5 separate regions of the Mus musculus genome follow, and regions 1, 2, 4 and 5 are each linked to region 3. The links are chromatin loops, found by intact Hi-C in ENCODE. Cell type or tissue: heart. All regions are shown on one strand.

Region 1 (5,000 bases), 560 kb before region 3:
TCATAGCTCCTGTTGGAAGAGGAAGCAGCCATTAGAACCCCAGCACCATGGATGTGCTGGGTGAAAACGAGGCTCTGCAGCAGTTCTTTGAAGGTAAGAGCCCACTGGGCACCACGGTTTCTTCTCTGAGCCTTGTCTCTGTCTCCACTCACTTTCACTCTCTGCGCCGCGGAGTCCACTTACGCTTCGCCCCTGGAAGAACACTATCAGATAACTCCTGCGTAGGGAAGTACAGGCTCTACTCGCTTCGTTGATAGCAAAAATCAGAGATATGGCTAATTGTTTTTCAAATCCAGGCTTCCATCTTACCTAGGTTTCTTCCTCATTAAGAGTCGAGTGGGCACCTGGATTATCACCTGTCTGAATGGATTAGGGCTCACTCCTTCTGTCCTTTAAATGCTTTAAAAATGCCAGCTCTGTCTTCTCGCTGAGATGACTAAATACCATGTAACAAAAAGGGTAGGATTTTAATTAAAATGTCTTAGTATAATTTAACATAATTAACTTCAAATCAGCCGAAGACAGCAAAGGAACGCCCACTTCCTGATCCCATCTTTCTGCTTGTTCATAACACTTTAAAAACATGAAGCTGGACGGCTGTTTGCGTTTGCAGTTGAACCTCTCCCTGATGAGTGTGACTGACAGCAGCGTCAGTACACAGGCCTTCTCGCTGCTCCACATCCAACATGGCGGCACAGTTGTTCACAGTTCATAGGGAGAATGTTCTTATGGTGGGTCTTTCGGACGTGTTAGGAAGACCTTGCCTCCATCACCCTTTTTTTGATGTATGATTGGGAGCGTCAGTGTTAGCCTGGCTTCAATTAGCCGGGCTCAGACTTCCTCTGGAAAGGAAAAGTGGCCAAGCTTTTACACGGTCCAGGGTTTTTCCGTGAAGGTGAATGAGGGTGGTCTAGGGTGCACTCGCTCCAGGGCAGTTAGCAGCACGCTCGAAAACTGGATCCTGGACTTTGTTGGGTTTTGTAAAGTGTGTGACAAATGAGAGCTTTGTAAAGACTGGAAAGAACTAAGGCCCAATGCTAAAGAAGGCAGGTCCCATCAAAGGCACTGTAAGACTCTGGGTCACGGCCAAAAGGAGCAGGCATAATGAGGTCATTTCTGTGGTTTAGATTTTGCTGGAAATGGCAGGAAAGTCAAATGAAGCTGTGAGAGTCACTGTGTTCCTTTGAGCCTGCATTCGGCCCCCTGGAGTCCTGCCTGCAACAGAGGCCAGGTTTGACATCATGCACCTTGGTCCTGCTTGGTGTGTGCCTCACACATTAATGCCATCACCTGGGTACCGCTTGGTGTGTGCCCCACACACTGATGCCATTACCTGGGTCCTGATTGGTGTGTGCTTCCTGTGGTAGTTGCCCGGACACATTTCTTTTGAAAGAGAAACCATCGTTCATCCTGTAGACGCAAAAGGTAGACTTTCTCTCCTTCTACTACTGAGAAACCCGGTCTCTGGTCTTTGCTTTTCCCGGAAGAGCTTTTAGCCTCACACAATTCACTGGCTAGACCCATTTGCCACAGAGCTCTCTATAATGCTGTTTCTATAAACCTCTTCTATAGCTACTGGAACATGTATTCTACATAGTACCTACTTATTATTATTATTATTATTATTATTACTATCGTTATTACAGTTTCCTTTTCAGCCTCAAACTAAACTGCACAGCCTCTTTGATGAGGAAGGAACCCGTTCTCCATGCGCAGTGTTCCCTCTTCTGAGTGTGTAGCAGGAGAGACGCTAATCTCTGGGGAAACAGAGGCACAAACCCTGACCACTACAGCTAGCTGCCAATTTAAAAGAATTCCTTCCACTATTTAGCAAACGCCAAGTGCCTGTTTATGTCCGGTCTGCTCCACCTCCTTCAGAGGAACTTGCAGGGTGTTGAATGAAACCGGTCCCTTAGAGTTTCATAATAGCCTTTCCCTAAACCTTAAGGAGCAGAAAGCCTCTTTAGAACAAGGTCAGCAACATTGGATATGGTGTAATGAGGGGGCTGCTGTTGCAACCAGATGCCTCTCAATCCCTCGCTGTTTTGAATCAAATGTCATCTTCCATTTAATTTCATTGGTTACGAGTGAAACAGGACTTGGACGTGATCAGTCAATACATGTGCCATACTAACCTACTTTTGAACAGTGATTAAAAAGGATTTGATAACCTGAAAATCTCCCCCTTTTTCTCTCCCCTCCCCCCGTTTTTGATAAAACGACGTCAAACCATTCTATTGTAGTACTGTTTAATACGTAAACTATAATTTTTAAAGATTTATTTTTAGTTTAGGTGTATGTGTGAGCGCTTGCTTACATGTATGTATGCAACGGCAGCAAATGCCCTTAACTTACCACTGACCCAAAATACGTGTGTGTGTGTTTTGTTTTTTATTCAATCACTGTCTGAAAAAACAATAAAACTCTTGGCAAACCATTGTACACTTGAAAGCAATCTTTCTCCTTTCCTTGGAGTCTTTGTCTTAAATAAGACACTTTTTCTCATAAGAATTTTGATATTAAAGAATTTAAGTTGACAGTATACTCTTGAATTTAAAAGCCTTGCCAGTCAAAATTTATGCTGATGCTGGTATTTGTTTTAAACTAGAATACTGAAACTCCAGCTCCCCCGGACATCTGTGGGGGTAAACCCCAAGCTATGCAAGGGCAGGGACTATCTGGAACAGCCTCCCTAGAAAGCTGCTATCCAAGCTTTGAATGGTTTCTGTTTCTGTTTCCACAGGCAGCCATTATCACAAGGGGGCAGTAAAGACACAGGGAAGGCAGAACTAGCTGCTATGGTAGTCGTTCTCAACCTGTGGGTCGTGATCCTTTGTGGGGGTGGGGGTGGGGATGGAAGTGAGGGGGTGAGTGGGGGTGTGGGTGGGGGTGTGGGGGTGTTGTCCAACCACCCTTTCACCTAAGACTATCAGAAAACACAGACATTTACATTACAGTTCATAACAGCAGCAAAAACTATAGTTTATGAAGTAGCAATGAAAATAATTTCATGGTTGTGGGGGAGGGGTCAGCACAAGATAAGGAACTGTATTAAAGGGGTCGCAGCGTTAGGAAGGTTGAGAACCGCTGTGCCGAATACAAGTTGTTTGAGAATGCCATGGCAACGAAAGGTTCAGGAAAATAAAGGCAGCTCTGGAACAGGAAACCAATGGCCAAAGTACCTAGAGTAATCTAGAAAGGCTTCGGGGAAGGTGAGGTAGTTCTGTGGAGTGGAGAAGAGACAAAGCTTGCAGCATGCTAACACTGTGCACCATACAGCAATTGCTGCAGCACGCTGACACTGTGCACCGTACAGCGGTTGCTCCATAATATTTACCCAAAGAGTGAAAGAGCAGCACAAGCCCCTGATCCTGTCATCCAGCGGTTGTGGAATTGCAGCTCTGTTTGAGGCACTCCGCAAGTCCAAATGCAGGGAAAGAAGAAAGAATTGCCCAGGAGCAGAATGGCCCAGTGAACGGACCAGAGAAAGTAGAGGCAGAGAGTCACCATTGGTGGAAAGACTTAGACTCCATTATCATGAGACAGACAAGGATACACGTTGTCTTAAGTGGCCCTTGTATATTATTTCTCCAAAATGAGATACCGACTCTAATTGGCTGATGTTTCTGGCTTTTCAAGAGAAGGATCAGAAACTGGGAACAACCAGGTGTAGTGTTCAGGACAGATACTGCCCATTGATGGTGCTGGGTCCTGGGGAAGACTTTCCTGTGGGCAAAGGGTACCTTGACCAGCAGCTAGTCTATTGATTGCCTTTCTTTCACACTGCGATCGCCACTTCATTCCTGTCTCAAACAATCAGCTCCCCTTCTTGCTTTCTTCTGTCTCAGCAGAATCTGCGCTTGTACCGAAGGCACAAATGGCAAGTGTCCCGAGACCATCTCCCACCTCTAGAAGGGAAAGGTTACCTTTGTTAAGGGCAGACTTGTTCCTCTCTGCAGCTAGGATTTTTAAACAGCATCGCCTCCAGTGTAAAGTTACTCTAAACAGGCGGGAACTTGTCTTGTCTGCGCCACAGCTGGGTGGAGACAGCATATGCTTTCCAGGAGATGGGACAATGACAGAAAGGACCAGCCAGATCGCATGAGTGACTTAGGCTTATCTGCTTCTGTCTGGTGTGGGCAGTTAGTTAGAAACCATGTGGTCTTGGCATGAGCCATGCAGAGCAGACCTCCTCTCTTTCATGCTGGGATCCCTAAAGTGAAGGCGATTTCGAATTTAAAATGCGTCATTAAGAGTGCAGCTCGGACCTCGGCCACCAGCACACACCACGTCTGAAACCTATTAGGCTCACTCGTGTCTTCCCCCAGATAAGCCCTCCCAAGAGAAGGTTTTCATCGATTGCCTTGGTGTTACAGGTGTCATCTTTCCAACTTTGAGTTAAGCCTGGTTTCTGGCAGATTCTCCTGTGTCTTGGAACTTAACTGTTCAATACACAGCCACTAACCTAGAATAACCAATAAGGGGGGTTAGTTTATGATCTCACTATTCAGTGCTTGCTACTGTCCACGGTGTTTTGGTTTTGTCTTTGTGAATAATACTTTGTTATCTAGCCCAGATAGGCATCAAACTGTACATCTTCCTGCCTCAGGTCCCTGAGCATTGAAATTTCAGGTATGTCTCACCAAATTTGGCTTTCTGTATGTTTTAAACAAGTAAACTACCACCACCACCAACACAAGATTATATCGCTGTGCTCCTTAGTATTAGACTTCTTATGGACTACAGAGAAAACAACTCTTATCATCACAGGTATTCTTGCTGATGTGCAGCAGAGAGCCACAAGCCTTCGGGTGCCGAGAAAGTTCATTAGAACACATCTGATCATGTCCGTGCTGCCTACAGCTGCTTCGATGCTATGGTGGCAGAGTCCGGTGGTTTCAACAGAGGCCATATGGGCTGTAAAACCTAAAATATTTACCATCTGGCTCTGTACAGGAAATGTTTGCCAACCCCTAGTCCGCAACCCAATTAACAATAAT
Region 2 (5,000 bases), 520 kb before region 3:
ACAATTTCTTCATCATATATCATTAAAAGGACATGCCCCCTCCTTACCCACAGCTCATTCACTGTTCCTTGGGAATAATACTCCCGTTTCTCACTTGTGTTAAAATCTGCTTAGATGTATGCAGAGTGGAGTTGAGGAAGGGCCCGACAGTTCAGCACTGAGATTTCTCTTTCTTCTGCAGTGCTGAGGATTGAACTCAGTCCCTAACACATGCTAAGCAAGCTCTCTCCCACAGAGGTCTGTCCCCAGTGTCAGTATTTAGATTTGTGATGCATCCTTCCGTGTTCATGCTGGCAGGCTGAGTTGTGACTGGTCATCTGTACTACAGTCTTCCTGGCTTCATTTCCTCAGAAAACAAACCTTCTCAGCTTTGGAGTGACCAATGGGGGTGTACTGGCTGATTTCATGTGTCAACTTGACACAAGCTGGAGTTATCACAGAAAAAGGAGCTTCAGTTGGGGAAGTGCCTCCATGAGATCCAGCTGTGGGGCATTTTCTTGGTTGGTGACCAAGGGGGGAGGGCCCATTGTGGGTGGCGCCATCCCTGGGCTGGTAGTCCTGGGTTCTATAGGAAGGCAAGCTGAGCAAGCCAGGGGAAGCAAGCCAGTAAGTGGCCTCTGCATCAGCTCCTGCTTCCTGCCCTGCTTGAGTTCCAGTCCTGACTTCCTTTGGTGATGAACAGCAGTGTGGAAGTGTAAGGTGAATAAATCCTTTCCTCTCCAACTTGCTTCTTGGTCATGATGTTTGTCCAGGAAAAGAAACCCTAACTAAGACAGGGGGCTTACCCAAGGGCCTAGATGTTCCTTCTACCTACATCCTATCCTGTTTCCAACTCTACCCGTCTTCTAAGCTTGAAGCTTGAGGCGACTTTAGTGTCCTGAGTTTTGTTTGATGGACGGTCTCCCTGTCAAGTCTGGATGCCCTCTGTGCCAGATCCAGGCAGTCTCTGTTAACTCAGCCTGCCATCCAATCTCTGCTTCCACTGTATTGCTGAAATTCAGTTTGTGCTGGTCTAGCCTAGGGTACTCTAAAACTTTTAGCGTTCATACCTCTGTATTTCTTTATACTGATAAAGATTGATATATATTCTCTCTTTCTGGTTAATAGAGAGCAAATAAACTTTAAAGAGCCAGTTTGAAGATAAAACTTAATTAAAAAAATCTCTGTTTAAAAATTTACCTTTTAAACTTAGCATACAAAGTGGTGGACATCATAATGACATTTTCATACAGATGTGTCATTATATCCTAACCCCACTGCCTCTCCATCACCCCTCCCCCTCCTTAACTCCTCCAAGCCCCCAAATGGTGACAGATGAAAACAAACTTTTATGATGTTCCTTTTCTGGAACCCTTGAGTCACTTCCAAGAGCTCTTGGGACACGCCCACACCTACATGAATGGAAGACCGTTGCTTGCTTCAGTGACAACATTTACCTCTCCAGTGTACATAAGTTTGGAGCGTTGCAGCTCAGGCTTTGTGGACATTTCCATAAGTCTCACAAATCCTCTCTGGAGAGGGTGTGGCAATGATTTCTGTGTGTGTGTGTGTGTGTGTGTGTGTGTGTGTGTGTGTGTGGTGTGGGGTCAGGGGTCTAGAGAGGAGAAGAGAAAACTGGTACTTGAAGCCCAACCCCATCACATGGCACAGTCTGAGTTTAGCTTTCCTCCCTGAGTGCTGCCCACGGGGGGTTGCCTCCTGTCAGTGACTAAAACAGGAGATGAAACTAAAACAGAACAAAAAGAAAAGCAATATTTCTGATCCCCAGGCAACGGCAGCTCCCTGACACCCCACCTTACTCTGCATCCGACCCACGCTCTCCTCCACAGGTCAAAGGTGAGTGAGTCCATCCACATAGCACCTTGCATGTATGGTTGACTCAGGTCTCGGCAGTGAGAATGAGAGGTACCTGTCTCTCCTGTCTTCCCCTGCAGGCGCATGCTGCAGGACCCCGAGACCTCCGGCAGGGAGGATCCCAGCTGCTTTTCTCCACTCCACCACAGCACCCGGGCCCCTGCCTGAGCATCCATCCCAGAGCATGGCTGGCCAAACCCACAGCAGTTTTCAGAACGGCTACCCGGAATCCAGTCACCCCGCCACCTGCCGGCACCAAACGGGGCCCTCCCGGTTGGGGACGAGTTGCTCTTTCCACCAGCAGCCTTTGTGCCACGTTCCTGGGTAAAGCATAAGATATTTAGTTTGGAATCACTTCAGCATCCACAGCTGGAGTGCCAGAAGGGACCACGGCAGCCTGTCCAGCAGGTGGCAGTGTGGAGGCGTACAAAGGGACCATGAGGACCTCTGTTCCTGATTTAGACAGTCTTCACTAAAAATCTCCATTCACGGTCCTCACCTAACAAAAAGTTAACATGTCAGGAATATGTATAACAACCCCAGGTGGCGGGATGAAGCACCGCTTGCTTAGGCTGCTTCCAGCAGAGGACCGCAGGGCAGTTTGAGTTGGGTCTTAGATAACTGTCAATCAAGGTTTCTTTTTCTTCTTTCCTCTTTCTGACCTCTATTCTTCCTTCTCTGCAAAGCCAGGGCCATCTGTGAAAGTGATCAGGTTCTGTGCGAAGAGAACTCATAGATGTAAAACGTACACCTGCATGTTCAGTCCGTGTCTCCTCTGCTTTGACACTATACCTTTCAGGCAGGTGGATCTTCCATTGGTTGTCTATAGAAAGACTACATTTTAGAACAGTAGCGCCCGAGAGACCTTAGAGAACTGGAATTAGACTTGGGAAATCAGAGAGCAAAGGTCTGGGGAACTCAAGTTTGCTCTCGTGCAACGAGCCAAGTGGCTAACTAACCTTTCTGTTTCTCAACTTTTAGATCCTCGTTACCCCCGACAAAGAAGAGAAAGCACTCGCAGATACAAGAGGACTCGTGGGACTGTAGTTCATGGGCCCACTACTTCAGACCAAGTGAGCGAGTGTGGGTTTGTGACAAAGTCAAGGCATGAAAGCCTTGGCTGTCGGGTGAAGGCTTTTGACCTGACTCTCAGCAGCTCCACACAGCTGTGTTCCCTCTCATAGAAGACAAACAATAGGCTTTGGGACTGTATTCCAGTCCCATTGATGTATCTTTCCTGCAGCTCAGTCACACAGGTGCCCCCGGGGCACCTGCTGCTCTGTCTCTCCCATTCAGGTAAAATGCTTCCTCTTTTAGGAGAAACATGTCTCAGACAGACTGGCTCCAACCCAGGGAAATGGTATAAACAGAGCTTCCAAGAGCCAATTGGCTGCCTGTTTTCTTGTCACCTTCTGTAACTTTCTTGTGTTCAAGTATAGGTCGGGTGTATGTATCTACATGTGCATTATCTTATATAACATGTAGTGCATTTGTTTTGAGCTCAAAGGGATGGTGTTGGCAAAAGCTTGCTTGGTCCTTTGGAATCTGAAGGTGAACTGCTGGAATTTTTAGGAGAAGGGATAATACTCTAGGCCAATCCTGCATGCTACTAGAAACATTCAAATGTGTGCAGTGTGAATCGTGCCCCAAATTCAGTGTATAAATCCCACGTTCTGGGAGTCGGTTTTGTGAGAAACCCAGGGGTTCCTCCTGTTCCTGTTCCCAAGCTCTCACGATGCATGTTCTGAGAGGAGGGGCTGCTGCTTCTTATCAGCTGAGGTCGCTTTGCCTTAACTAACCCTGTGGTAGGAGAGGACTCTTTCAGAGACCACTGGTTTCAGGCATTGACGAGTCTGTACGTGGCTTTGTTGTTTGTGGTTGTGTAAAGACAATGACATCACCCTCTTAGCCAAGTCCCAAATGTGGTCATCTCTGAGAGCGGTCATGTTAGGATAGCATGGACATCAGTTCTATTCAAGTTGAGTCTTGACCCTCTTACTACTTCCTTCCCTGTCTCACTGATCTATGACCTCCTGTAGTTAGCCTTTTCTCCCCGACCACTGAAGCGCCGGGTGCTTACTAAATCCCTGCTTTTGGATGGAGAACCTCTGTCTGCCTTTCCATGCAAGGTTACCCTAGTTTCTTCAGGGTTTGATGCACAGCTAGAATAGAAACACGGATCACATTTCCAGGGAGCTGAGGGAACTCTTTGCTCACTATTTTGAGGATGCCCCAGCTATTTTGATGACGCACACCACACCGAGCCATTCAGATCTTCCAAGAGGTTCCTCAAAGGGCCATAGTGCTTCTCAATTAGTCTTGGCCATTCCAGAGTTAAACTTCATTCCGGGATGGTTTTCTGCTGTTCTCTTAGAATAGGCATTGATTTCTCACCATCTTCAAAGGAAGCTCAGAGGAAGAACAGAACTGTCCCCAGCAGGTAGCAGCTCCTGGGTCCCTTGTTTAAGTCCCCTTTAAAGGACATTGAAAAGCTTGCTAAAGGGAATCAGTTCCAGATAACTGTTTGAGAAAGCAATGAAAAAGAAGCAATTTTCAGGGCCAAACAGCCCTCAAACAAAAAACATTAAAGACTTAGCTAGTTCAGATACATAGCGTTGGTAAGTTTGGTATACATTTTCTGGTGGAGATCTGCAGTTTGATTTGGTGATGCAGAGACCAAGGGCCCTTACAACACTTGACATTGGAAGGAAAAGCCTGTGCTAGTCTTATTATCAGGAGTCAGATTATATGTATATGTGTGTGTATGTATGTATGTATGTGTATGTATATATGTATGAGTGTGTGCATGTATGTACATATACATATCTTTAATGAGTGATGATATTCTAAATCAACCCATAAGGCTTTGCTGTAATAGTTCTATTCTCACATTGTTTCCAAGTGCCTGACGAAGCCAAAGCAATTCATTTTGGCTCACAGTTTGCGGCTGTGCCCTGTCGCTATGGGGAAGACATGGCGGGACCAGTCCAAGGCTTCCGGTCAAGTTGCATCCATGGTCAGAAAGCAGAGCCAAGTGAATGCTGGAATGCAACCCTGCTCCCCACATCTTTCCTGTTCGTTCAGTCATGCATCACAGTCCATAGGATCCTGCCATGCACATATAGGATCCTGCCATGCAAATATAG
Region 3 (5,000 bases):
ATTGTCCTGTATGAAAGAGAACAGTTTCATGTGCAAGAGTCACCCCAGAGTCTAGTGGAAAAGACTTGACAGAAAACGACGTCAGCCTCGAGCAGGAAGTTCAGACGTACACCTCAGAAAGCACCAGTGGATCTAAAGTCATGGTTCTCTATATTTAGTTCCTTCCAGGACATCAAAGACCTGACCATCCTCGGCTGAGAGTTTTGCTCCCTAGTCTGGAGACTACAAAGGGTCACATTTTTACCTTGTGTTCAAAGGACGCACAGTAGTCTTGACCATCACATATTTTGGGAAAGATTATAAAACCAAGAGACTTTTAGGCTCTGGAATGGAACAGAGCTAAGTTTAAGTCCAAGATCTAAAACTCGTGGCTGCTCATCAGTAACAAATCGTTGGACACATGATTTAGCTGTCTTAAAACTTGGTTTCCAGGCCCGGCAGTGGTGGCCCACACCTTTAATCCCAGCACTTGGGAGGCAGAGGCAGGCGGATTTCTGAGTTCGAGGCCAGCCTGGTCTACAGAGTGAGTTCCAGGACAGCCAGGGATACACAGAGAAACCCTGTTTCAAATAAATAAAAACAAAACACCAAACCAAACCAAAACTTGGTTTCCTAATCTGTAAAATGGGAATAATAACGCCCATCTCAGAAAGGAACGTGTAAGGATTAATTAGTTAATGCATGTGAACCCACATTCCAGTAGCCAAAAAGCACTCTTAAAACAGAAATATTTGTTATTCTATATTTAAATATAATATGAATTCCAACTATGAAAGGTAGGGAAGGGGCTGGTGAGATGGCTCAGTGGGTAAGAGCACCCGACTGCTCTTCCGAAGGTCCGGAGTTCAAATCCCAGCAACCACATGGTGGCTCACAACCATCCATAACCCCCTCTTCTGGAGTGTCTGAAGACAGCTACAGTGTACTTACATATAACCAATAAATAAATCTTAAAAAAAAAAAAAAAAAAAAAAAAAAAAAAGAAAGGTAGGGAAGTCTTCCTGCAAACGTAATCAGGTACCGAGTCTCTTCAGTCAGAATAGGAAGATTCTTGGGCAGTTTTGTGATGTTAACGGCCTTTTTATTCAGGATCACTGCAAGTTGTTGACGCCCCGGAGCCTCACAGTCTCCGTGGTGGCCCTGTACCCTCATAATCCTTACCTGTCCGTTCCTCGGTGAAGGAGTGGCTTGCATAATTGCCGCTCTTGGTGGTTACAGTGACGTTGTAGAGGCGGCCCGGGGTGAGGGAGCTGAAGGAACACTCGCTGACAGATTTGGCGATGATGAGGAACTGATCCACCTTGCCCTCGTGGGAGAGGCTCACCACGTAGTGATCCACTTCTCCAGGCGCCGGCAGCCAGGAAACGCTGAGGTAGTCATTCCGGCCAGAATTGTTGACTGTCACCCCACTCACGCTGGACGGGACTGTGAGTTCAAACCAGGGGGAAAGTCGTCAAAGAAAACAAAGCAAGAAGTTTGAGTTAACCATTGCATTCAATAAAACCTGGGCGCTGGGAGGGCTGACTTGATTGGACTGGAAGTTAAGGAGATACCAGGATCCCAAGTGGCTTTAGGAAGATAAACTCTCTTCCATCCGAGGGCTGATGAAAGAAAAACACAAGGAGGGCTTTTAGGTGCCTCAGGATCCACGCACGCACGCTGCCACTGTGACTTTATGGGATTTCTAGGTGAGGGGAGACATTTTCAGGGGTATTTTTTGTGAATGAGCCAAGAGGGTCTCAATAGGAGAGGGAACACGTTTTAGCAGTTCAAATGAATCGGTTTGAACCAAACTCACCCCAAACAAACAAACGACAACAACACCCAAACAAATAAAAAACAAAGATACTTGAGGGCAAAAGAGAAAAAATTCCATGGATTTTTCTGAAGAATTTAGACTGTGTTGCCTTTGACTTTCATGTGTTTTTTATTTCTGGCGAATTTAATAGAAAGCACAGCGGGAGGCCCTGCTGTCCCTTTGGAAAGCGTTTTCTGCCCTCTAGTGGCCACAAGCTTAAAAGTGCATGCTGGAAGCCTGCCCCTCTGGTCACAGCTTTCTCTGCTGTGACTGACTGGGCAACCATCTCTTTGGTGTTAATATTACCATTTGTTTATATCAGTTAGAGATCAATGCTACAAATGTCCACCAAGAAGCTTGTGTTTTTTCATAAGTATAAAAATGGAACAGATAAACCTTAAGGTTTTTCCTGGCTACAAGGTAGAAATGAGGAATTAGTAACTGGGGAGTGTTGAATAAAATGTTCATTATGCATCGGAGGTAAGCGCTAGGACACAGAACTGCCTTTGGTGATGGTAGACCGAACTCTCAGAGTGTGCACAGACTGCACGCTTGTTTTCATCAGGGGCGGTTTAACGTTCAGCTGGTTATTTTCATATAGTTAACAGGACCACTACATTGCATGCAAAAGATAGGATTTGACCTCAGTGAAGCCTCCAAGTCCTTATGGTCTAATACTTCCTGATTTTTATGAATTAAGCTCCAAGTCTGTCACACACACAATTGATGAGCCGTGCACAGGCTGTTTAGAAAACATAGAATTACCAAGAAGAGTTTTGCCAAAAGCATAACTCACTTGATTAGGACAAAATAGACTTAAGAGTTACTTGGTATTTCTCTAGAATGAACGTTTTTCTCAGATCGGGACTAGATGGATAGAATAGATGATGCTTTAAATTTTAGCTCCTCCCATTTGATCTAGGCTGCAAATGTTCTTGCATGCTTGTTTCAACTCTGTGGAAGCCTATCTGAGAAAGTAGAAGACTGTTCAAAACCACTTGAATATTGAGCAATATATCGAGTATTTGAAGGAATTACTAATGATTATCACTGAATCATTTTACAGTGTGCTCTGTAAAAACTGTACTAATGCAGGGAGCTCCTTGAATCTGTAGTCACTGTGTGTGCACAGTAGTGTGGCTAGGGGGCTTCTGTGTGTGTCATTGTCTGTACACAGTAGTGTCTCATGTTTCCTCTCTCTATGTCCAGGCCTAATGATCTGGGCCATGTCTGAGCTGTACCCCTATTCTCTGGAGAAGTGGAGAGAGCTACGAGAACCCAGAGGAAGGAAACTCTTGGGTCCCAGGAGCCTGGGTCCCTAGTTTCTCTACTTGGAGAAGAACCCATATAAAGAGTTGACCAATCAGGAGCTGAGACAGGATGGCATTCAGTCTAACCAGACCAATGCAGGATGCAACTCACTGGAAGATGTATGCCAAGTTCTTCTTAACTGTACCACACTAAAGTGCGGTGCCAGTAACTAGCACAAGAGAAGAAAGAGTGTGTCAGGAAAGACACCGGTGACAGTGTCTATTGTCATGGAATGAGAGCACTGGCACGCATCAGTGAGCTTCTACTGAGACCAAGAGCCCTGGCTTCAGTTTCTCAGCCACTCCCTGAGAGCTAAAGAAAGCCGTGCTTTCTGGGTTAATGAAGTCGGTGAGATGGATGATTTTGGAAAGAGATTTTTGTATGACACTACAGCTGGTAATTAATATCTGAGTGTTAGGTTTATGGACTGAGAACCCCTGAAACCCAGCTTGTAATGATTACATAACATTAAGAGGTCAAGTTTATTGACCTGATTCTGAGTTTAGCCATAGTTATCAAAGCTTTGGTTAGGCTTTTGTATTTTTTTTCCCTAAGAAACTCGGAACATAAATTTCACATATTGTGTGAAATAATAAGTTATGTACTTTCAATGGATTAGGTAGAAAAATTCCCCTTCCTCTTCTGGTGCCGAGCCTCTCTGACAAAGATAGCCACAATGATACTTATTTGTCGTCTTAGGTTACATCCTATTTTGTAAGAAGCAGTGTTTAGTTGACATACAACACTGAGCGAACATTCGATGATGTTGCTTACAACACACAGATATGTGACTTTTACAGGGGCACATTTTATATTTCAGTGGTCCCAGCTGTTGGAAAGGCTGAGGCAGGAGGCTGGTAGGAGCCAAAGAGTTCAGAGCCAACTTGGGCAACACAGCAAGACTCTACAAATGCCACCTGAGAATTACATCAACCCAATTTTGACCTTGTCAAGTGGATATCATCTTGCTTCTCTGTCTTGAAAATAAGACTATGTGTGTGGAAGATAGTTGATTATTTCTTTACCTTAATTGAAAAATAAAACACAAATTTAAAGGAAAACAGCTCCCAACTAGAAAAGGCTCAGACACCAAGTGGTTATCATGACTTGAGATGTGTTTACTGGAGATATAAGAAAGGTTCAGTATTCTCTCCTGTTCTCACCCATCAGCCAGTTTCAATTCCAGGTACTCCTGGCACGGAAAACTGGCTTTTTAGGAAGGAAACAGAGAGGCCTGACTTTAGGACGTTTAAAAATTCCACATACGGAGGTCTCTGTAAGTTACAAAGGCCTATCTGCATTTCTTACCTGTTCTTCCTTCCGCCACCACCTGCCGGGAGGAGATCCCTCCACTCACCGTGGTCACCACCACGGAGTAGAGGCTGCCGGGTTTCAGGGCGCGGAAGCTGTATCTGCTGGTATCACTGGAAACACTCTCGTTCTTGACAACCACATTTTCATGGATCAGTAAAACTTGGTAGAACTCTACATCTCCCAGTGCCTTTGTCCAGTTAGTGAACAGACTACTGGTCATCCCTTGGTTGTTGACGTGCAGGTCAGTCACCTGGGCAGGCACTAAAGTACAGTAGAGAGAGGATGGAACACATTGTGCTTAGTCAGCCAAGGCACGGTAAGAATAAGGGGTCAAAAACGGAGACTGATTAAATAACAACAACCACAACAGGTTTTCTTTGGTTTTGCAGTGAGGTTTTCACCCTGTTCCTTGTGGCACCTGTTCCTCTACAGGGTTCAACCACTTCAAACAGTGGCTCCTACATCAGCTTTCAAGTAATCACAGTCAGTTCAGGTCTGCAGTGAGATAATGCTTACTAACGAGCTTTGGCTTTGAATTTTGCATAATAAAGTCTGATCCTTTAGAGAACTTTTTTAC
Region 4 (5,000 bases), 140 kb before region 3:
AGAAGACAAGCCAACTTATATAGGAAAACAAAGAATCAAAATGAAATGTTTGAATAACACAAAGCTGGAGAGAGAACAACAGCTTCTATCCCTGTGAGAATAAACAATGAAGAAAGTAACTGAACTAACATTTGAGTTAAGACAGAACTCCCTGGCCCTGGTTTCCTAGGTTGTAAGCAGTTTTTGTTGTTGTTGTTGCTGTTGTTTCATTCACAACACTTAAGGCGCCCAGGAGACACTGAACTGTGAAGTGTGTAAGGTAATGGTGTTACGTTACCCTTAGGGCTCTGTCCTGGGCTTGCTGCACGTTGCATGAATTACTTTATTTAGTCCCTTAGCCTTAGCGGCCCTGTTCCGTGTTTATTCACCCACCCCTCGTCCCCATCTCCAATCCCAGAAGAGGTTGCTTTTTTGAAATGAGGATTGGCATCTGGAATCTGTCGAAGGAAAACACTCAGCGAAGATTTGCGATTTCAGGTTAAGACGCTTCAGCTTTGGAGCTCTCTTCTTTATAGCCAGCGTGTGCCTAACAAATGCCTTGACGCCAACAGGGGGGGAAATCTCAGGCAGAAACAAACAAACAAACAAACAAAAAATACAGTGTCTGCTCTCAAACGGAGACGACACTGAGACATCTTTGTGATTTTAAAGTTTTTCCAAGTCCTGCAGCCTTTTTATTCATTAAGAAAAACAGACACTAAAGGTCTCCTTTACCATTGTTTGGAAATACCCATCAGCATAACATGCCAGAACTCTGTCAGTGCCAGCCAAAGGGTTTGAAGTCTGGTAGAGTGGGCTTAACATTTCCATGACTTGGCAACTGTTATTCATCAGGAGCCTGAGTTCATTCATCTAGGACTTGAAAGACAAGAAAAGGAGGGTTAAAACAACAACAACAACTTTATTCTTCCAAACGCAGCTCTAAACAGTTCTCAAGTTTGGTTTTATGATCTTTAAAAAAATGTAGGTAAAAAGCAAATTTAAACTTACAAAGGAAAAGTCAGGAGAATAGAGGCTGAATAAAGGTGTACATCGATAGGGTGGAGTTCCAAAGTGTCTGCAAGCCGCGGTCGCCTTGCACAGAGCTCCAGAAAAAGCTCACCTGCAAATCTCAGGGCCAGCTAAGGGTGGCAATATTCCTAAAGAGGCCAACAGAGTCTGCTCTCACCAGCCCGAGGCCAGGCTTTGCCACCTGTTTGCGTCCACCCCCTAGGGGTCGTTCCCGCTGTCTGGCACCTATTTTTCCAGGAAAGTCCACCGACGCTCAAGGCTCCAATCGTGTTAGCCTGCACGGTCCCGGTGGCGGCGTGGGATCCGCGGGGACCTCCGGCTCCCGGCCGCTCGCCTGTGGGCATCCCCCCGCGTCCGCGCCGGTGCCCTCTGTCGCTCGCCGCCACCGGAGCTCCCTTTGCCGGTGCGCCTGCTGCCCCGCAGCTCCCCGGATCGGAGTTTGAAGATTCCCGCTTCGCACGCTCACGCCATCCTCCCCCACTTAAAAAAATTTTTTTTTTCTCTCTTTTAACTTTCTCCCCAGCCACGCTCCCTCGGTGCTAAGCGTTCGCCTCGACCGTCTCCGCCATCTCTCCAGGTTGCATCTGGCGAGGATTCCGAGAGCAGCTCGCGGCGGCCCGGGTGCTCGCCCACGGGAGCTGCGGGGCGCGGCGCGGGGCGGGGCGGGGCGGCGGCGCCCAGGGCGGGGAGGAGCAGCCTCGCTCAACGCGGAGCCAGGGCTCAGCAGCCCAGTCGCTCCCAGCGTCGGGGCGCCGGGCGCTCGGCCGCGGCGATGGCAGGCGGGCGGCGCGCGCGGGGAGGCGGGCGCGGGGCGCGGAGCGCGCGGGGGCGGGGGCGGGCTCGGGGAGCCCCGGGGTGCCGGACGCTGTGAGGCGGCGGTGGCACCCGGGAGCCCGGCCTCGGGCAGCGCCGTCGCCGCCGCCGGGGGCGTCGCCGGCCTCGGCCCCTTTGTTCTCGCGCGCGCCCCCTCGCCGCCCACTCCCCTGCTGTCGCGCGGCGGCGGCGGCGGCTCCTCCCGCCCGAGGCGGTTGAGCTCGGCGCCGGGGGCGGGAGGGGGCGGGGAGCGCGCCAGCCGTGGAGAGTGGGGGGCGATGGCGAAGCTCAGGGTGTCTTACGAGTACACGGAAGCCGAAGACAAGAGCATCCGGCTCGGCTTGTTCCTCATCGTCTCCGGCATCCTGTCGCTCTTCATCTTCGGCTTCTGCTGGCTCAGTCCCGCCTTGCAGGATCTGCAAGCCACGGCGGCCAACTGCACCGTGCTGTCGGTGCAGCAGATCGGCGAGGTGTTCGAGTGCACCTTCACCTGTGGCACCGACTGCAGGGGCACCTCGCAGTATCCCTGCGTCCAGGTGTACGTGAACAACTCCGAGTCCAACTCCAGGGCGCTGCTACACAGCGACCAGCACCAGCTCCTGACCAACCCCAAGGTAAGCGCGCGGGAGCTCCCGCCTAACAGTGCAGGTTCGGGGCCAACGTCCCGGTTAGACCCCAGGGGAAGAATCGAGTGCACTGTCCTCGCTCGGAGTTGATGCGAGGGAGGCATGAGGTGCATGCACGCATCCCTGGAGCCCAGGGCTCCAGACCTCGGGGTGTGTTTGCCTACTGGGCGGTGGTACGCGAGCCTCTCTGCAAACAGATCTTTTCTGTTCTTAGATTTTTTTGAGCTCCGGACCACCCCAGGTCCAGCGCCTGCGGGAAGGGGTTGCCTAAACTCAAGGAGCAAAGAAAGTTAACTTTTCCTTCCAATGTAGCCATGGGATAGCCCAGGACCCAGGTACTCCAGTATATGGCCTGAGCTTCTATGGGGCTCAAGAACTCCCTTCTTTGAGAGGTTAAAGGGGTCTCTTCGCTTCTGGAAAGTATCTTAAGTGACTTTTGAATTTTAGTTCTAAACTGAAGTTTTTAACTTGAGGTCTACAGATAGACTTGGGATGGTGAGGGTGGGGTCAACAGCCATCAGGAGGAATCCAAGAAGAGATTCTGATGAGGTCGGGTTGGTTTGCTTGGTGCTGGTGGTGGAGGCTGAAGGGTCCTAACCACTCTGAGTGTTTGGGCACAATGAGAAGCTGTAACTAAGGAGTAAGTAGGAGAACAACTTACCGAAAATAGAAAGCCCTTGATGACATATACCAAGCAGCGGTTTCCTGACAACTTCTTTTGTTGTTACAGGGGAGGAAAAAAAAAAAAAAAGAGGGAAAAAAATAGATAAAACCTGGTTAGGACTTTCTAGCCTCTGGAGAGCAGAGAGGGAGACTCAGAAAACTTCCCCGGGGTAGGAAAGCACTTATAAAAAGCTGTGTCCCCAGTCCGTGAACTAATTGAGCCTTGCAGTGTGCCTGCTTCTGCAGGAGGGTTCTTTGATGCCTGTGTTCCTTTCTGCTGCCAGCTGAAGGTGTGTATATATATTCAAGTTACTGAGTCCTTGTACTTCCTGGGGGCTGTGCTGGAAGACAAGCAGAAATCATTCCAAAGAAAATGAGTCCTGTGCGTGCAGGAACATGTTCTCTTAAATGTGACCAGATAGATTAATCGGAATTCATTATTTTAAACAAGATCACTACCGCTGTGCAGAGAAACTCGGGCGTAACTCACTTATTTGGAAAGTTAGAAGAAACTAGTCTTTGAACATATGATGGACTCCTCAATGGAAAAGTCTCCCGCTAGTGCACGGAGGCTCGTTTGCTTTTAAAAATGGAGCTAATCCAAGAACAGTAAGTGTAGACGTGAACATTTGGAATCCAGTCTCTAAGGACCAAGGTCTTGCCGAAGTGATCGGTCTCAAAAACAGATGTGGGTTAATCTGCATAGTGCTTGAGAATTTAATAAGAGGTCTGGTGGCTTTGAGAAAGCATTGTAAAAATCAGAATTAAGTGAAAAATATCTAAGAAAGGTGTCAAGTAGTAACTTAGTGATTTGGAAGGTGCTCTGTAGTTTGCCATACAGGTGTAGTCATAGTTGGTGAAACACTGCTAATTATTTTTGAGATAGTCGTTTAATCAATTATATATGTGTGTGTGTGTATACATATGTATATGTGTATACATACATACATATATGTGCATATACATTCTTACAAGGTAAATTCTAACTTGTATGGTTAATATCTAATTTTGGTGTAGACAAGTTAGGATTTACCACAGAAGTCAACCAAAGTTTCCAGGCAGTTTTGCAGGATTCTGGCAACAGGGATAAGTTGGAATCATTAGGACATCGATTCTTAAATAACTTGGAAGCAATCACAATGTTTTATGTAATATTAAAATTCTCTCTCTCTCTCCACTTGCAAATAATCTTATCCCCCCCCCCCCATGCCAGTTAAGAACTTATCAATAGTTGAAGAAGTATCAAACAAAAATCGAAGTGGTCAGAACTGGGAAAAAATGACATCTTTAATGGTCCGGAAGGGTGATAAATGACCTTTCCATCAATTTATGCAAGATTTCCTCTGCCAAATACGCATCTCTTTGTCCAAATTGTGATGTATTGTAGTATTTATAGAACAAACATCACTTTTTTTTCCCCCAATTAGATGTTCAATTTGGAAATTTTTGTAAGCACTTTAGTAATGGAAAAATCTCAGTGCACCGAAACACCATGTTAGGGTCAGACTCGTAAGAAGATTGAGTTTCTGTGGCGTCCTTGCGCCTAGACAATCCCACTGCCCAGTCCTGTTGCATATCGGCTACGCTGAGCTATGCCCTCCCTTACTTACTTTTAATTTTCCAGTCTGTTCCTTTCGTCTTCCATCTGCTTCTCACATTCTCTCCAAACCCAGGCATCCCAAGAAACTGTTAGGGAACCACCTCTCATCTACATAGAGCAAGCATCTTCTCCTGGGCCTGTGCTCAAAGTATTACATACAGCCCAAGGCAGGGAGGGGACAGATGGTCCAAATGTACAGCTGGTTGAGCCGTTGACTGTGAGGCAAGTGCTGGCCTTTAGAGTATCGTTATGCTCTGCTCAGTTTCTTTACGTTTTTCATCAAATCC
Region 5 (5,000 bases), 700 kb before region 3:
AAGAAAAGAAAAGAGAAAGAAAGAGAAGAGAAGAGAAAAGAAAAGAAAAGAAAAGAAAAGAAAAGAAAAGAAAAGAAAAGAAGAGAAAAGGTTTACTTTCGGCAGACTCTGCAGTTAGTTTTAATAATAATAGCTGCTCTCTTGTCGTCCCCCACATTGAGGGCTTTTTATACAGTATTATTTAAATGCCACGCCCAGGCTGCTCCTTACATGCTAGTACCATTTTCTGCTTTTAGGTGAAGATGGGAAGGTAAGGCCTCCTGCAGGGGCTCTGGGACTGAGTTTCCAAAACGTGGCTGCCCTCCACGTGGTCACAATTTAGTGCTGGCTCTAGTGGAGTCCCTGCTGTGTTACTGAGAAAACACTGGAAGACAGGCGCAGGCAGGCAGCAGCAGGCAGGCCCTCTCAGACTCCCTGTTCCCAGGCTTGCTGTTAGGTCTTAAACCAGAGACAAATGGCTGCCAGGCTCTCCCAGCATCCTTCATCCCTATCTGGTACAGGGTATTGTTGCATACCCAGCCCCGCTACCCTAAACTTCTTCAGCCCAGGGGTTGGGCTGCCCTCCCCCCATCTGCGCTTCCTTATATAATCCAGACATTTTGGTTTCCCGGTCCTTTTGTCTGCCCTTTACTCTCTTTCCTCTTGGCCTGGGCTGCCTTAGCCCGAGGCTCCTCTCTTGCTTTCCCTCATCCCACCCCTCCCACTCCACCCCTCTCGCAGTCCGGTTTGGTCCTGCTGGCCTGGACTCTTCCCTCTGCCTACTTTCTCCTTTATATCTACAATAAAAATATTTTCCATACTCGAGAGGTAGACATGCCCCCCTCCTTTTCTTTCATTATTTCTCACATTCACTTGCAAATTCTGAGACAAGTCGCAACTGGACACTCTACATGAGAGAGCTCTTGGTCATGAGCTCCGACCTGCACAGACAGTGGCTGCATCCGGCAGGAGGTGTCTCAGTCCTGATGTGAGGCCCAGAGGCTTCAACAAGAGGGAAATGCTTTTGAAGAAACTGAAAAGTGGAAAGATTTGTGGGGAGAGCCACATCCCCATAGCAAAACTTCCCCCAGAATCTCAGGCCCGGTTTCTGACTGTCCAGGGCTCAGCAAGCTCTGAGCCTAAGACCAGGCTCTTTAATATCCAGTGCCGGAAGTGAGGCAGCCCCACGTCCCCAGCGGTCCCTTCTAAAATACCTGCAGGGAGAACGGTGCATTCAGGCCATCCTCCCACCCCCATCTGACCTATCCCACGTGACCTGTTCCTTAGAAACCTTGGCTCTTTCTGGGTAGTACCCTGGGGCATTCTGGGACACGGGAGTGGGGACGGGTGGAGGGGGGGGGGGATATGCTGGCGTAAACTCCAGGTCAAGCTGACCTGGATGCCCTAAGAACCACCTGTTGCTGGGAATGCAAATCTGTAGAAATCAGAGACGAATCATGGGTCAAAATGGAAGGTAGAGAGTGTTTGGTGGAAAGTGTCTTTAAGAGTATTCTTGGGCTGCAGAGCTAGCTCAGCGGTCAGGAGCACTGGCTGCTTTTCCAGAGGACCAGGGTTTAATTCTCAGCGCCCACATGGCAGCGCACAAACTGTAACTCCAGTCCCAGGGAATCCAGAATCCTCTTCTGCAGGCATCACACATCAGACGCGGTACACATATGTATATACAGATGAAATACTCGTACACATAACATATCTTTAAAATATATAAGAGGGGTCTAGGTGTCCCAGAGACAAGCAATCTGAACTGTGAACTGCAGGATATTATCATAGATCATAGAATTTGTGAGTCTTAAAGGGGACAGTCTGAGTAAGGTTTTGATGACACATTTGGATCGTGGTAAATGCTTATTATTAGTCATCAACATCCAAATAATTGCTTTTGGGCGGGAGAGAGAGTTGTGTAGCTCATCAGATAGCTGGCTGGCTTTACCCACCAGGAGAAGAGAAATAAGTTGGTCATATGGCCACCAGGGGGCACTCCTGGCCCTGGGAGTCAACACCGGCGTGGCATTTATGATTCATAGGTAGACAGATGGGAGAAAGCAGAAACGTCTTGCTTGCCGGTGTGGAAGCCTCCAGCTAAGGTTGAGAAAGAAACCCCCTTTCGAGCTGGTGCTGCCTGGTTTCCCTGGCAGGAGCGGAAGTTGACCTGACCACCTGTAGGAGGGCATATTCCATTCAAACCAGAGAGTCTCCTGCCAGGATCTGGTTTCCTGCCTTCTCCCTGAAGGGCAACACCACTAATTCCTAAGATGTGTTTTATTTATTATATATATGTGTATATAGTAAATGTTTTTAACATATATATGTTATGTTTTTAACATATGTTTATATATATATCATATATATATATAGTTCAGTGCATATATATATATATATATATATATATATATACATATATACATATACATACACACACACACACACACACACACACACATATATACAGTATACACTGAACCATCTCTTCTGCCTTTTAATTTTTTTTTTAATTATAGTCTCATTAGGTAGCCCAGTGTGGCCTTGAACTTCTGGGACCTCGAACCTTGGAGGTTTTAGACATGAAACTACTGATGGGAAGCAGGAAGGCTGACATTGATGCTCGGGGTTCTCACTGTGGTGCTGAGGCCTTAGCGTGACGCTGGTGACACAGCGGGCTCAGGATATCACTGCAAAGGCAGTGTGGTCGAGGCTGATGTGATGGGCCAGCGAGATGGCTCAGCGAGTGAGGGTGCTTGCAGCCAAGCCTGGTGGCTTATGTTGGATTCCCAAGATCCACATAGCAGAAGAAGTGACTGATTCCAGTATGTTTCCCTCTGATCTCCACATGCCTACCCTCTGTCTCCACACGAAATGAATGAAGAATTAAATAAACCAATAAAAACATATAATAAAAGAAAAAAAGGTCTCTAGAGGGTCCCTCATATATATATTTTTAAAATTTCAATTGTTTGCCTCACTCAGCCACCCCTAAGGACACTAAGCCCTGCCACAGGTGGCCAACAACCAAGTCCACAGACTCAAGCCAGATATCAAAGCCCCTGCATTCTTTTTGACTGTTAATAGTAATAACAGTTATCGACTACAACCACATAAGAAACAAAATGAAAGCTGACTTCCTCTGGTACCCATCATCTCATTCAGCATGGCTGTTCTTCCTCCCTGCCCTAACTGAGCCCCCTAACCCCCACCCTCCCACTCCCACCCCCGTCCCTGTAGACTGCTCTCTGGGCAGCACTGTAGTCAGTAGAGCAGGGTTCCCCCTGGCATCAGGAACTGGCCTCTTGTGTAGAAGCTGAATATCTGTAACAAGGAGGCCCGTGCACTGTTCTGTGTACTGGCAAAACCCAGCATCAATACCTGAACAAATAACAGTCAGTCAGATAGACAGACAAACGGAACCATGCTTGCTTCTGGGTACACTAAACTTTTAGGGAACCAGCACTAAAGTTGATTTTGTGCATCACAGGGTGTTCAATAGCATCTTTGGCCTCTTCCACTATGTACCAGTAACACTTCCAGTATGATGATCGAAAACATCTCTCAACACTACCTAGTGTCTCCTGGGTGCAAGATCGCATCTGATGCAGAGCCACTACCCAAGGAACTTGGAACAGGATAGAATTTCTGCACAAAATCAACTTTAGAAATGTCTTATTTGTTTCGAGACACAAAATGTACTTCCCCTTCATCTCTGTGAGGCAATTGTCCTGAAATTAGAAGCTCAGAGAAGAGAGTTCCATGGCACCATTGGCACCTGGGGCACAAGGTAGAATTGGGCCCATCTTCTAAAATTCAGAAACAAAGAAGCTCAAACAAAAAGTTAATATCTGGTCTGGCTCACGTGAGGTTTTTTAGGGAATTTTGTATTTGCCACAGTCGGGGACATGCTGACGGCATACTCAGAGATGCTGAGGGACAGCGTAGAGTGTGGTGAGGGATTCAAGTTGGATTACGGTTCAAAAGCTCTACGGGAAGGTTGGGGTCTTCTAGATTTTGTAAGATGTGCAATCAGAGAGTCCTGATATTGCTTAGTTGGGTTTTTTCCAATTCAGCAGTCATATCAACGGGAAAACTGTCCTAAGAGTTGCGTTCACAGGACTAAGGCCAAAAGTCTGGAAAGACTTGCAGTCCCTGCCTGAGATAATCCCTGGTTATGTCCTGGGCTGCACAGGCATTGATTGGTGTTTGCTGTTGACCAGGTTGCGGGTTGTGAGGAGGGGCGGGCAGGTGGGTTAGATTCTGATTTGCATTTTCTTTGGGTGTTGTGTTTGGTTTTACACTTGCATTACTCCTAACTGGCTGATATAGGACCAGCATTGGGGAGAGCGGCTGTCCTAAGAAACCTTCCAACTTTGAAGCCAGTGTTCTAAGTCCTCTAGACTCACAGTGGGGAGAACGACTGCAATCAAAAAATTTTAAAAGTCTGGTTCCACATTGTGTTGGAGGACATTGATATACATAATGAGTTAGATGAGGGATTCATAGCTGTGGTGATCTGCCCTGGGATGCTGTGTGTTGTGTGGATGCACATGTGTGCATGTGTGTATGTGTATGTGATGCATGTGTGCACATGTGTGTACCCACTTGTGTGCATGTGTATATGTGTGTGTGCATGCTCATGTGTGTGCACATGTGTGCATGTGTGCACATGCATATGCGTATGTATGTGTGCACCCACATGTGTGCACGTGTACACACATATGTATGTGCATGTGTGCTCATGCACGTGTGTGTGTGTGTGTGTGTATGTGAAGGAATGATGGAAAATGCCAGGGAGAAGGAAGATGGTGAAGGCTGGGAAGCATCAGAGAGGAAAAACCATCTGAAGAGACTGACAAAACCGTTAAGTCGGAGGTTCAATGCTGTGAGTGTCAGAAGGGGATCTTTCTAAATGACCGAGAATCCCAAGGTAAAAGGGGACCCTGAAGAACAGATTACCATAGCAAGAAGTTGGTGATAAATCCCTGGAACACTAGTCACAGTCATGCTTGCTGGTC

What was found. Peaks named below come from ENCODE experiments on the same cell type or tissue, not always from the same donor. Only the 100,000 strongest peaks of a DNase experiment are listed, where the experiment ranks them.
Region 1: it touches region 3 in a loop (8-fold over the local background); 14 of 42 quality-filtered maps call a loop at or near these places.
Region 2: a loop joins it to region 3, with 6 times the contacts of the local background. A loop is called at or near these places in 25 of 42 quality-filtered maps.
Region 4: it touches region 3 in a loop (4-fold over the local background); 15 of 42 quality-filtered maps call a loop at or near these places.
Region 5: a loop joins it to region 3, with 7 times the contacts of the local background. A loop is called at or near these places in 6 of 42 quality-filtered maps.

Annotation. Positions count from the first base shown.
Region 1 is chr10:116,891,711-116,896,710 of GRCm38, reverse strand. Myrfl (myelin regulatory factor-like) reads left to right here. Exons shown (of 25, transcript NM_001033333.3): 1 at 1-93. The coding sequence starts at 48. Among named protein-coding and RNA genes, the nearest start is that of Myrfl, 2.7 kb to the left of the region's middle. In heart, a CTCF peak has its summit at 2,730 (motif pointing right); no DNase peak of the experiment used is centred here.
Region 2 is chr10:116,846,203-116,851,202 of GRCm38, reverse strand. Myrfl (myelin regulatory factor-like) reads left to right here. Exons shown (of 25, transcript NM_001033333.3): 3 at 1,769-1,836; 4 at 1,935-2,178; 5 at 2,836-2,927. Among named protein-coding and RNA genes, the nearest start is that of Myrfl, 48 kb to the left of the region's middle. In heart, no CTCF peak of the experiment used is centred here; a DNase peak (open chromatin) is centred at 2,252.
Region 3 is chr10:116,327,634-116,332,633 of GRCm38, reverse strand. Ptprb (protein tyrosine phosphatase, receptor type, B) reads right to left here. Exons shown (of 32, transcript NM_029928.2): 8 at 4,418-4,684; 9 at 1,162-1,425. Among named protein-coding and RNA genes, the nearest start is that of Gm26495, 10 kb to the left of the region's middle. In heart, a CTCF peak has its summit at 2,013 (motif pointing left); no DNase peak of the experiment used is centred here; H3K4me3 peaks cover 921 bases; H3K27ac peaks cover 579 bases.
Region 4 is chr10:116,470,624-116,475,623 of GRCm38, reverse strand. It overlaps Kcnmb4 (potassium large conductance calcium-activated channel, subfamily M, beta member 4), which reads left to right and starts at 2,101. Exons shown (of 3, transcript NM_021452.1): 1 at 2,101-2,438. The coding sequence starts at 2,103. Kcnmb4os2 (potassium large conductance calcium-activated channel, subfamily M, beta member 4, opposite strand 2) reads right to left here and starts at 2,461. Exons shown (of 3, transcript NR_130644.1): 1 at 1,237-2,461; 2 at 991-1,139; 3 at 637-858. In heart, no CTCF peak of the experiment used is centred here; no DNase peak of the experiment used is centred here; H3K4me3 peaks cover 2,987 bases; H3K27ac peaks cover 1,838 bases.
Region 5 is chr10:117,030,971-117,035,970 of GRCm38, reverse strand. No RefSeq gene overlaps it. Among named protein-coding and RNA genes, the nearest start is that of Gm10747, 8.8 kb to the left of the region's middle. In heart, a CTCF peak has its summit at 1,964 (motif pointing right); a DNase peak (open chromatin) is centred at 1,970.